2 separate regions of the Homo sapiens genome follow, and region 1 is linked to region 2. The links are chromatin contacts, found by Hi-C or POLR2A ChIA-PET in ENCODE. All regions are on one chromosome and are shown on one strand. The core of a region is the stretch at or near the end of the contact, and the rest is flanking DNA. Distances in the headings are between cores, read along the strand shown. Region 1 has its middle 15 kb from the start of LINC02766. Region 2 holds the start of DHRS3 (dehydrogenase/reductase 3).

Region 1 (4,669 bases), core at 1,026-3,525, 78 kb before region 2:
GGAGACAGAGAGCCAGGGAAATCAATACCCTCCCCTCTCCTCTTGCCCTCTGATCTCCTGCTCTGTCTCCCACTGGCTGAGCCTAACTGGAAGCTGGAGGGTTGGGGAGCCCACTGATATAGTCCACAGAGGGCAGCCTCCCAGGGCAGAGAGCAGGGTGAACAAAGGGAGAGTAAATTTAGAAGGCAAATGGTGAATATCCCAAACCCCTCTGCTTGCCCACAGCTGCACACACCATCCATGGCCCAGTCTTCATGTAGCTGCCAGAGTGATCTATGCACTACTGGGGACCAGAGGTGAGGGGTGGGGGTCACAGGATGGATGGAGCCTGGATCTATGGGACACTAAAGGGAGGAGGGCTGCTTGCCCACCAGGAATGCTGATCTTTCCTTAAGAGAGCAAGATAAAAACCTCTATTGTGTTTGAGTTACTAAATGTTTGGGAGTCTATTACAGTTTAGCCACTTATCTTAGACACATGTAAAGCAAGGGTAATAGTTATATCATCCCTACAGGGCTATCAGGGGAATTAAATAAGCTATAATTGCTTAGAACAATGCTTGGCATAAGTTCTTAAGCAATGGTAACAATTATTATTATTATTACTATTATTATTGAGACAGTCTCAGTCTGTCTCCCAGTCTGGAGTGCAGTGGTGCAATCTCAGCTCATTGCAACCTCTGCTTCCTGTGCTCAAGTGATCTTCCCACCTCAGCTTCCCGAGTAGCTGGGACTACAGGCACACGTCACCATGCCTGGCTAATTTTTTGTAGAGACAGGGTTTTGCCATGTTGCCCAGGCTGGTCTTGAACTCCTGGCAGATCCTCAAGTGATCTCCCTGCCTTGGCCTCACAAAGTGCTGGAATTACAGGTGTGAGTCACTGCACCCGGTCCAATTATTATTTTTATTTAATATGTAAAATTAATATGAAAGCATACTATTAATTATGTTTTTGCGAATGCCTTGTTATAGACTTTGAGGGGTTCTTCCAGAGAGTTGAAGAATTGTGGAGTGTGTGTGTGTGTGTGTGTGTGTGTGTGTGTGTGTGTATACATATATATATAGAGAGAGAGAGAGAATTCCAGCCACCTCACCCCACACCCCAAGAGGCTGCTGATCCACTTGCCCTCCAGGCAGAGTGCCCAGGAGAAAAGAGAGCTGGTTCCTGACTTGCTTTAGGATGGGGCAGACGTTCCTCTGTGCCATGTTCCAGGCCAAAACCTTATGAAGGCCTAGCACCTTCACTCATGTGCTTTTGGGAGCCCCAAGTCACTGAATAGTCTGGCTACCCTGCAGGACAGACCACATGGAGAGGCCATGTAAGACAGGGAGAGAGGCCCCGAGACTCCACAGGGACAGAGAGACAGGCACAGCCATCCTCGTGAACCAGGTGTCCCAGCCTTCTGGGTGTCCCCACAAAGATGCCACATGCCTGAGCCATGTTGAACCCTTCAGCCCAGAAGAGCCCCAGCAAACAGCCCCTCCAGCCACCACCCCAGCAGATGATGGAGCAGATGATTCACCTAGCTGAGCCCTGTCCACCCTCAGGTTCAAACAAGATCATCAAATGGCTGGGTGTTTTTTTGTTTGGTTGGTTTGGTTTGGTTTTTTGAGAGAGGGTCTTGCTCTGTGGCCCAGGCTAGAGTGCAAGTGACTCAGTGCAGCCTTGAACTCCTGGACTCAAGTGATCTTCCTGCCTCAGCCTCCTGAGTGGCTGGGACTACAGGTGTGCCCCATTAATCCAGCTAATTTTTATATTTTTTGATAGAGGTGGGATCTCACTATGTTGGCCAGGCTGGTCTCGAACTCCTGACCTCAAGCAATCCTCCCACTTTGGTCTCTCAAAGTGCTAGTTTTACAGACATGAGTCACCATGCCTGGAGATAATTGTTTTAAGCCATAAAGTTTTGGGGTGGTTTGTGACGTTGCCACAACAGCAAGCCGAGCCTGCCCGTGTGAGCAGGAGGTGGGTGGGTACTTGCTGCTTTGAATTTCCCTTCCAGTTGGGGGAGCTGGAAATTCAAAGTCGCAAGTACCCACCCCACCCGCTGCTCACATACGCAGGCTTGGGAAGGAACGGAACACCAAGGGCCGGCTGCTTGGGTGTGTTGCAACCAGACGCCCGCAGGCCTTGGATGGATGGAATTCTCCAGGCATCCGTGGTGGGGGGACCGGCTCCTGCCCCCTTGGCCGAGAGGGCTGAGCTCACTCAGCGTCTCCATTCCTCTTCTTGATTGGCACTTTAATGAGGGCAGAAGGGGCTGACCCCCTGCCAGGGGACCGGTTCATGCCCCGTTTATCTCACAGCCCGAGTCAGACTAAAACAACATCGCAGGCCGAGCGGCCAGGAGCCAGCAGGGCCGGGAGCCCCCGCCCTCGGTGATGGATTGAGTGACCGCGGCGAGTTGGCAGCTGAAGTGTGTGGTGGCCGCACCGTCCTGTCAGCCTGCAACAAAGGAGGCCGGCCTGGCCCGGCCCTCACGCCAAACGGCTCCCCTCCCAGGGACAGCTCCGAAGGCTGCCTTTCCCTCCACCCTCCCCCAACTCCAACGCCAAGTTCCCAGAGGCAGGCTGAGGCCAGAGCCCAGTGTGCGGGGAGGGGCACTGTCCTGGGGTCCTGGGTGCGGTGCATGGGGGTGGGAAATCCTGGGCTTGCAGGCGGAGCTGGTGCTGAGAACGTCCTCTCGGGCTCCTGGCTTCAGGGCCCAGCACTGGACCCTTCCTGACGGTGCAGAGGAGGGGCTCCCTGGTCCAGCAATCCCTGAAGGATCCCAGCTGGGCCTTTTACTTGCTGTGCAACCTTGAGTGAGTTTGTCAACCTCTCTGAACCTCTCCTCATCTGTCAGAGGCGAATCCTGCTTATAACTACATCCCTGGGTTCTTTTGAGGATGAAATGAGACTTGCTGGCAGAGCCTCCCTTCCAGAAAGCAGGCTCCTACACGTGAGGCCTCGGTTTACCTGGGCGGTACTGACCATCTCCCCAGTGCCCCTGCCTGGGTTGAATGACTCTGAGAGGAGCCACTGGTGGTAAAGAACCCCCCAACTCCCGCTGTCAGGAATTGTCACCAGCTGCCACCATAAGTACCACAGCGCTGCAGCTTAGGGGTAGACCCCTTTTTACACATGGAGAAACTGAAGCTCAGAGACGTAAATGTGCCCAGTGTCCTGCAGAGAGTGAGACAGGTCAGGGACGCCAACCCAGAGCTGCCTGGCTCCGAAGTCTATGCGGCTGCTCCCAAGGCCCTGAGCTGTGGGCTGGAATTTCCCTGTAAGGACAGGGTCGTAAGTGACAGCCCCCAGTGCTCGCAGAGGCAAAGGGCCAGAGCCTGATTTGCAACGTGCGCCTCGACAGCCATGAAGTGCTCCAGGGGGGCAGCCTTTCCCATGCCTTCCTGGGGCCACAGAGTGCAGTTGAGCTCAGCAGCTTGGAGGAGGTGCAGGGGGCCGGCCTCAGCCCCTGGGTCTCCAGGTGTGGGGACCTACATCAGGAACAGGACAGTCTTTGCAGTCCCAGCTGCTCTGTCCCCAGAGCTGGGGAGGGGAGAAGACAGAGCTGGACAAATGGCTCATCAGATCCCAGAGAGCCCTGGAAGGGGAGGAAGGGGCCTTCCCGGGCCTTGTCTGGATAGCTCAGTCCTCCCAGGAGGGGAAGAAACCAGCCTCCGCTTGCAGATTTCACCTCCCTGTGAACTCCCAAAGGGCGGGAGGCCAAGCCGCAGCTGAGGTCAGAGAAAGTAGCAGGGTGACCGTGGGGCTCCACGTGGCCCTCCCTCACTCTCTGCCACGGGCCCTCCAAAAACAGGCTTCTGCCCCTCAGCGCCTCCAACAGCCTTTCCCCACCACCAGACAAAAGATGAGCTGAGCTGCCCAGCTGGTGGATCAGGGCTCTGAGGGTGGGCTAAACCAGTAGAGGCTTCCCCCAAACTCTGATTCACCAGACGAGGAGAAACCCAGCCTTTTGGCCCCAAGAATCCCGGTGCCCCACCCTGGATCCAGCCCTGAGTGGGCCCTTAAAACTGTTTCCTCCCACCCCAAGTGCTTTGCATCTATTATTCCCTTTGTGTCAAAAAGTCTTGTCCCCATTTGCCCGGTTAATTCTAAGTCAGCCATCAGAGCTCATGACACAGGTCGCTTCCTCAGGGAAGCCTTCCGTGACTGACACCCCTCCTGGCAGACCCCTGGTCAGAATAAGTCCCTCCCTGTACCGTAGTCCACGTGGCTCTGCCAGCCCTTCCTTTGCAGCTTTGCGCATGTTAAATGTCATGTTTCGTGGATTTGTGTTGATGATAAGCTCCCGATGCAGAGATGGTAGGGACCATCTCTGCTCACGTGTCTGTCCCCAGGCCCAGAAGACAGCCTGGCACACGGCAGGTGCCTGATGAGCACTTGTGGACTGGATGGCATTGGCCAGTGTGCATCTCCCAGGAACTCTGCTGTGAACTCCGCTTGGGCAGGGACATGTCTGTTTTGTTCACCATTGTGTCCCCAAAATTCAAAGTCTTGCACCTAGAACACTCTTGTTGGATATTTGATAATGAGTGAGTTTGCTGCAAAAGGAAAAAAAGCAAGAACAATAACAATTACCACCATAAAATAAGAAAACGGACCCAGAATAGAATTTGAGGCAAGAGACCCTCTGAATGAGGAGATTCTAAGTCCTTTCATTCC
Region 2 (4,836 bases), core at 46-2,545:
CCAGTCAGCCAGCCACCGATCCCAAAGGAGCGGATCAACTCTGAACCTGCCAAAAAAGACAGTCCGGTGCCCGGGAAATTTACAAGGTGAAACCGACTAGCTCAGCACTCGTGGGTGGCGCGGAGAAGTGGGGTGGCCGGCGACTCTCAGCTCCCGGGCGCGGGATCCCGCAGCGGCAGCAGGTGGGCTTACCCCCGCCCCTGCGGCCCCCCACTCCCTGGAGTCGCAGTGCCTGGTACCTTTCTGGCGCCGCGCTCCGCGAACTCGCGGGCGAGCTGACGCCCGATGCCTCTCCCGCCGCCGGTGATGAGGACGTTCTCCCGCGACAGGTCCCGCAGCTTGGCGGGCAGCACCAGTCCGACGGCTGCTTTCACCACCAGATAGATCATCTGTAGAGGGAACATCACCAGCGCGCCCAGCCGTTTCCACACCATCCTCCGCGCCGCGGAGCCGGGCAGGGGGCGAAACTCCCCGGGCCGAGCAATACAGGAATTAAAAAACACCCCGAACAATAAATAGTAAACCGAATAAGGAGGAGAGAGGCGTCCCACCTGGCCACTCTTGAAATCACCTCTTCCCAAATGCAAAGCACCGGGTGAGAAAAAGAAAAAAAAAAAAAAAAAAAAGATAAATTCTCCTCTGGGGGAGAAAAAGCGTCTCCTAAGGTTGGGACGGTAAAAGAGGTGGAGGGGGAAGCCGGAGGTGGAAAGTTCTAACAAGAAGTTTCTTGCCCCAGCAGCCGTTTCGGCTGGGGAATTCTCAGGTAATGTTTACAGACTGACAGAGGAGTTTAGGGAGGGGAAGAAAAAAAAAAAAAGGCACCAACCACACGCGCGCACCCTGCCTCGGTCCCGCGGTTTCAAAGTGCAAGATTAAAAAAAAAAAAAAAAAAAAAAAAAAAGCTGATTCCAAATTGTAGCGCCCCCACCCCCACCCCGTCTCCAGAAAAAAAAAAAAAAAAAAAGTGGGGGGAAAAAGTGCTTGGAGCTCCCAATTTCAGCCCGCGAAAGTCTCCCGACTCATTGCTATTCTTGGGCTCAGGAAATTGCTTAAACGCGATCTGATTGCCAGCAACGTGCAGGAGAAGTGGGGGGTCCGGGTGTCAGTTTCTTTACGTGCAGCGCTCGCCCTCGCGCGCGCTCGCTCGCTCCGGCTCCCTCCCTCCCTCTCTGTTCCAGCAGAGGCTGGGAGTTGCCGCTCGATCCAGCTCCCCTTCTCTCCCTTTTTAGCATTTATTGCCTTCTTTTTGTCCTTTCCAACTTGGAGAGGGTCCGGGTGTGGAGCGCGCGTGGATCGGACGCCTTGGTCTGCGCGGCCCTATTCATTCGCTCCCCGGGCAGCCGCGTCGCGGAGAGGGCGGCCCCTTTTTCCCCCATTTTTTCAATACCCCATTAAGTCTGATTGACAGTTAAAGTTGTTGGGAGGCTTCACTACCGTTCCTCTGAGTGGCTGCTGCGGCCTCCCCTCCCCCTGCGCCGTCGCGGGGAGCGCGCATAAGGCGCGCACTCGGGCTCGCCGGGACTCGCGCTCTCCCGGGACTGGCTCCCCTCTCTGCAAGCCGGGACTTGCCGCCGGTGTCCCTGAGGGCTCGCAGCTGTAACTCGAACACGCTGGAACCGACTCCGGCGAGCCGGCTGCCTTCTCGAGACGTTCCTCCTTGCCCGGGCCGCCCGCGGGCCAGGTGATCACCCCGAGTGTGGAGCAGGCCCGGGGGAGCTTGCGTATGCCTTGATCCAACCAGGTCACCCAGGGTTTTATTTCAGGTCATTTGGTCATCCTCGGCCTCCAGGTAGGATCAGGAAGCCACTCCTCACCTTTGCCCGGACCTCTTCTGTGTTCACGTAGAGTGGACTTTTAAAAGCCTGACCCAAGTGCCTCACGATGCTTAGGGGGAAGCCGCTGGGGAGCAGGACTTTGCTTTGAGGGGAGGGAGTAGTCAAGGTAAAGGAACCTCTGCTCCGAGTGCCAATAAAATCCCCACAAGATTAGCTGGGAGCATATTTATTGCTCATCTGAGCTAGAATTACCTTGACTGACACCAATTTCCTTAATAACAAAAGCCTGTAAACAAAACGTCCTATTCGTGCGCCCCTGTGCTGTGCAGCCAGCGTCTCCTGTCCTTGGGTCTCCCTGGACTGCCCTGGCGGGGCACCCACCTTCTAACCTCCTGCCCTTCCCGACCGGAATGTCTCCCCTGCTGGAGGGTGGGACCGAGCTATTTAGAGTTGTCTGTTGCAGGAAGTCTGGGAGGTGAGTCACTAAAAAGCAGCCCCAGTTCAAAGTGCTGATGGGACTTGCCTCCCGCCCCCCTGCACGTTCCCGGGGCCGGAGGAGCGAGAGCGAAGCAGGGAGCTGCCCTGTAATCTGGGGCAGCCGTTTCCAGCCCGCGACTTGTTCAGACGGCGATTCCTGGGCCTCACCCCCAGAGATTCTGATTCAGCAGGGCTGGGTGCGCTGGGATCGGTACTTTCAATGCTCCGCCTGGTGAGAAAGTCACTTCGAAAAACGCTGATCTGCGGGGAGGGGAGGCTGGGATTACCTCGTCACCTGCAAAGACCTAGTTCTGGGGAGAGGTTCTGCAGGGGAGGATCTTCCTTCTGGGTGAAAAGCCACTGGAAGAGCAAAAGGCAGGAGAGGCTTAGGATGAGCAACTGTCCTGCACTGAGGGCCTATATTCTGACACAGTCCTTCCCCTGACCTTGCAATCGGGGGACTGTTATCCCATCGTCCAGGTTACCCAGCCAGGAAGTGCAGGAGGGGGGATCCCAATCCAAACCTCTTCCCACTCTGACCAGACGGGAGGAGAGAAGTGGAGGATGGGGTTCAGCTAAGGGTTGCAGAGCAGAGACCCCCCCACCCCCCTAACGCCCCCAAGAGTCTGACCGAAGGGCGGACCAATGTCTCCATCAGACCCCAGGGCCGGAATCCATTGTGGTGACGGCCTCCTCTCATCTTCGAGGTCTGTAAAAATGGGAAAGCGATTCCAGCCTGGGAGTGACAGGCCTTTCCCACCCAGCAGCGGCTGGTGTCCGCCAGGCCTGCGAAGAAGCCTGGAAAGATCTGAAGACAGAACCAGGCTGCAAAAGCGGGCTTTGCTCATCTGTTGTCCTCGGAGCCGCCTGGTGGCCCAGATAGGATACTGCGCCTCCGAGCTGCCCGGCCTCCAACCCAGCGGCGTTCCTGCTAACTAGCCATGCTTTTCTTCCAGGCATTTCTCTCATGTAAGGTTAACACCCCAAGTCTAAAAGGGCTTGTGAAGATCATAGTCCTCCTCCCCCACCCCAAACACACTTTTATGGCTGGGGAAACTAAAGCCAAAAGATATGAAGCAACTCATATACAGAGATGCATTTTCACCCCGGTCAGATGCCAGACCGGCTGGGTAACCGTTAGGTCCCTCTTACATCTCTCTGGTTGTGTGCCTGGGATGGAGGGCAGACGGTGGGAAGGAGGTCGGGAACCCAAATTGGCCTTTAGTGCCTCAGGGCCTTTACACAGTTTCTGATTGAATTTCCTTAACAGCCCAGGGAGGCTCGTGCCCATTTATTGCAGGAGGAAACAGGCTCAGTAAATCTAAGTAACTTGTGCAATGCCACGCAACCTGCTTCTCAAAAGGTTTGGGATGAAATCAGAGGGAAAAAGAACATGTCAGACATTCCCCAAAGGAACTGACAGTTCCAGAAGCTGGCCTGAGGTGGATGGTGGCCTTTTTTTCTACTTGGTCCATCTTTCAGGATGTGGTTTTTGTGGGACTGGCAGCTCTGCAAGCCACACGTTTCTCCCAGCATCAACTGCTCAGAGAGAAACTTGTCACCTCCTCTGTTGCCCTCCCCCGAGGTCCCTGGGAAGATGGGGCCAAGGAGACCTTGTGTGGGGGTGATGTGTGTGTGCACAGTTCAGCAGGCTGGCCCTGAGGGTCGTGTGGCCTGGCTTCAGTGAGAACAGCAGGGACACGTCCTCTCTGCCTTTCCCTCCCTCCCCCAGCCTTTATCCTTTGCTCTTGTACCCTCTCCTGGAATTTAACTCAGGGCAGAGTTTGAAATTTCACATCCCAGGTCTGTCCCTGAAAATGTGAAAGGAGGCTTTCTGGGCTTGAAGGGAAGAGGCGAGCTGCAGTTGGGAGAACTAACTTTTTCCGTGGCTCAGCTCCCCCGGTGCAGCGAGGATCCACACTCACCCTGTGGTTCCTGGACCAGAAGCCTGTTAGAAATGCAGAATCCAGGCCGGGTGCGGTGGCTCATGCCTGTAATTCCAGCACTTTGGGAGGCCGAGGTAGGCGGATCACCTGAGGCCAGGAGTTTGAGACCAGCCTGGGCAACATGGGGAAACCCAGTTTCTATAAAAAATACAAAAATGAGCCTGGTACAGTGGGATGCACCTGTAATCTCAGCTATTTGGGAGGCTGAGGCAGGAGAATCGCTTGAACCCGGTAGGTGGAGGTTGCAGTGAGCTGAGATTGTGCCACTGTACTCCAGCCTGGGCCACAGAGCAAGACTCTGTCTCAAAAAAACAAAAAGAAATGCAGAATCCCAGGCCCCACCCTGGCCCTCCTGAATCAGGCTCTGCTTTTTACTGAACGAGATCCCCAGGTGCTCCTTTGCTCACTGAGGTTTGAAAAGCGCTGAGGCTGGGTCCCGCAGGCAGGAGGAGGACTTTGGGTTTCATCTGCAGTGCGATGAGGGCCTTTGGGAGGGGGCTGTGGAGCAAAGGCAGATGTGATGGAATCTCTGTTTTCGGAGTCTGCTCAGGCTGCTGGGTCCAGGATAGCTCTGGGTACTGAGTGGTTGTCGGGAGAACAGTGAGGAGGCCATTGGTACTCAGGCCAGGGATGGCCAC

What was found. Hi-C counts contacts between places; a loop is a spot of excess contacts on that map. ChIA-PET counts read pairs that join two places held with the same protein, here RNA polymerase II (POLR2A). Pooled maps may share reads with other maps.
Region 1: a map of IMR-90 shows a loop between it and region 2 (9-fold over the local background). The contact joins the enhancer-like site here to the promoter of DHRS3 in region 2. A Hi-C loop is called at or near these places in 42 of 168 maps with a recorded cell type or tissue (Calu3, HCT116, HepG2 and 25 more) and 28 of 50 pooled maps. POLR2A ChIA-PET finds 5 or more read pairs at or near these places in 16 of 52 experiments (A549, AG04450, BJ and 12 more).

The regions. Positions count from the first base shown.
Region 1 is chr1:12,538,041-12,542,709 of GRCh38, forward strand. No RefSeq gene overlaps it. Among named protein-coding and RNA genes, the nearest start is that of LINC02766, 15 kb to the left of the region's middle. RefSeq lists enhancers at 2,312-2,960, 3,523-3,817. Within about 2 kb of position 2,276, at least 23 of the 41 ENCODE cell types and tissues checked have a DNase peak (open chromatin) inside an H3K27ac peak, as active enhancers do; they include HCT116, IMR-90, ascending aorta and 9 more, where a contact is called at or near this core.
Region 2 is chr1:12,616,915-12,621,750 of GRCh38, forward strand. DHRS3 (dehydrogenase/reductase 3) reads right to left here and starts at 1,296. Exons shown (of 6, transcript NM_004753.7): 1 at 240-1,296. The coding sequence starts at 434. RefSeq lists enhancers at 921-1,552, 1,553-2,184, 2,185-2,816 and a silencer at 3,052-3,303.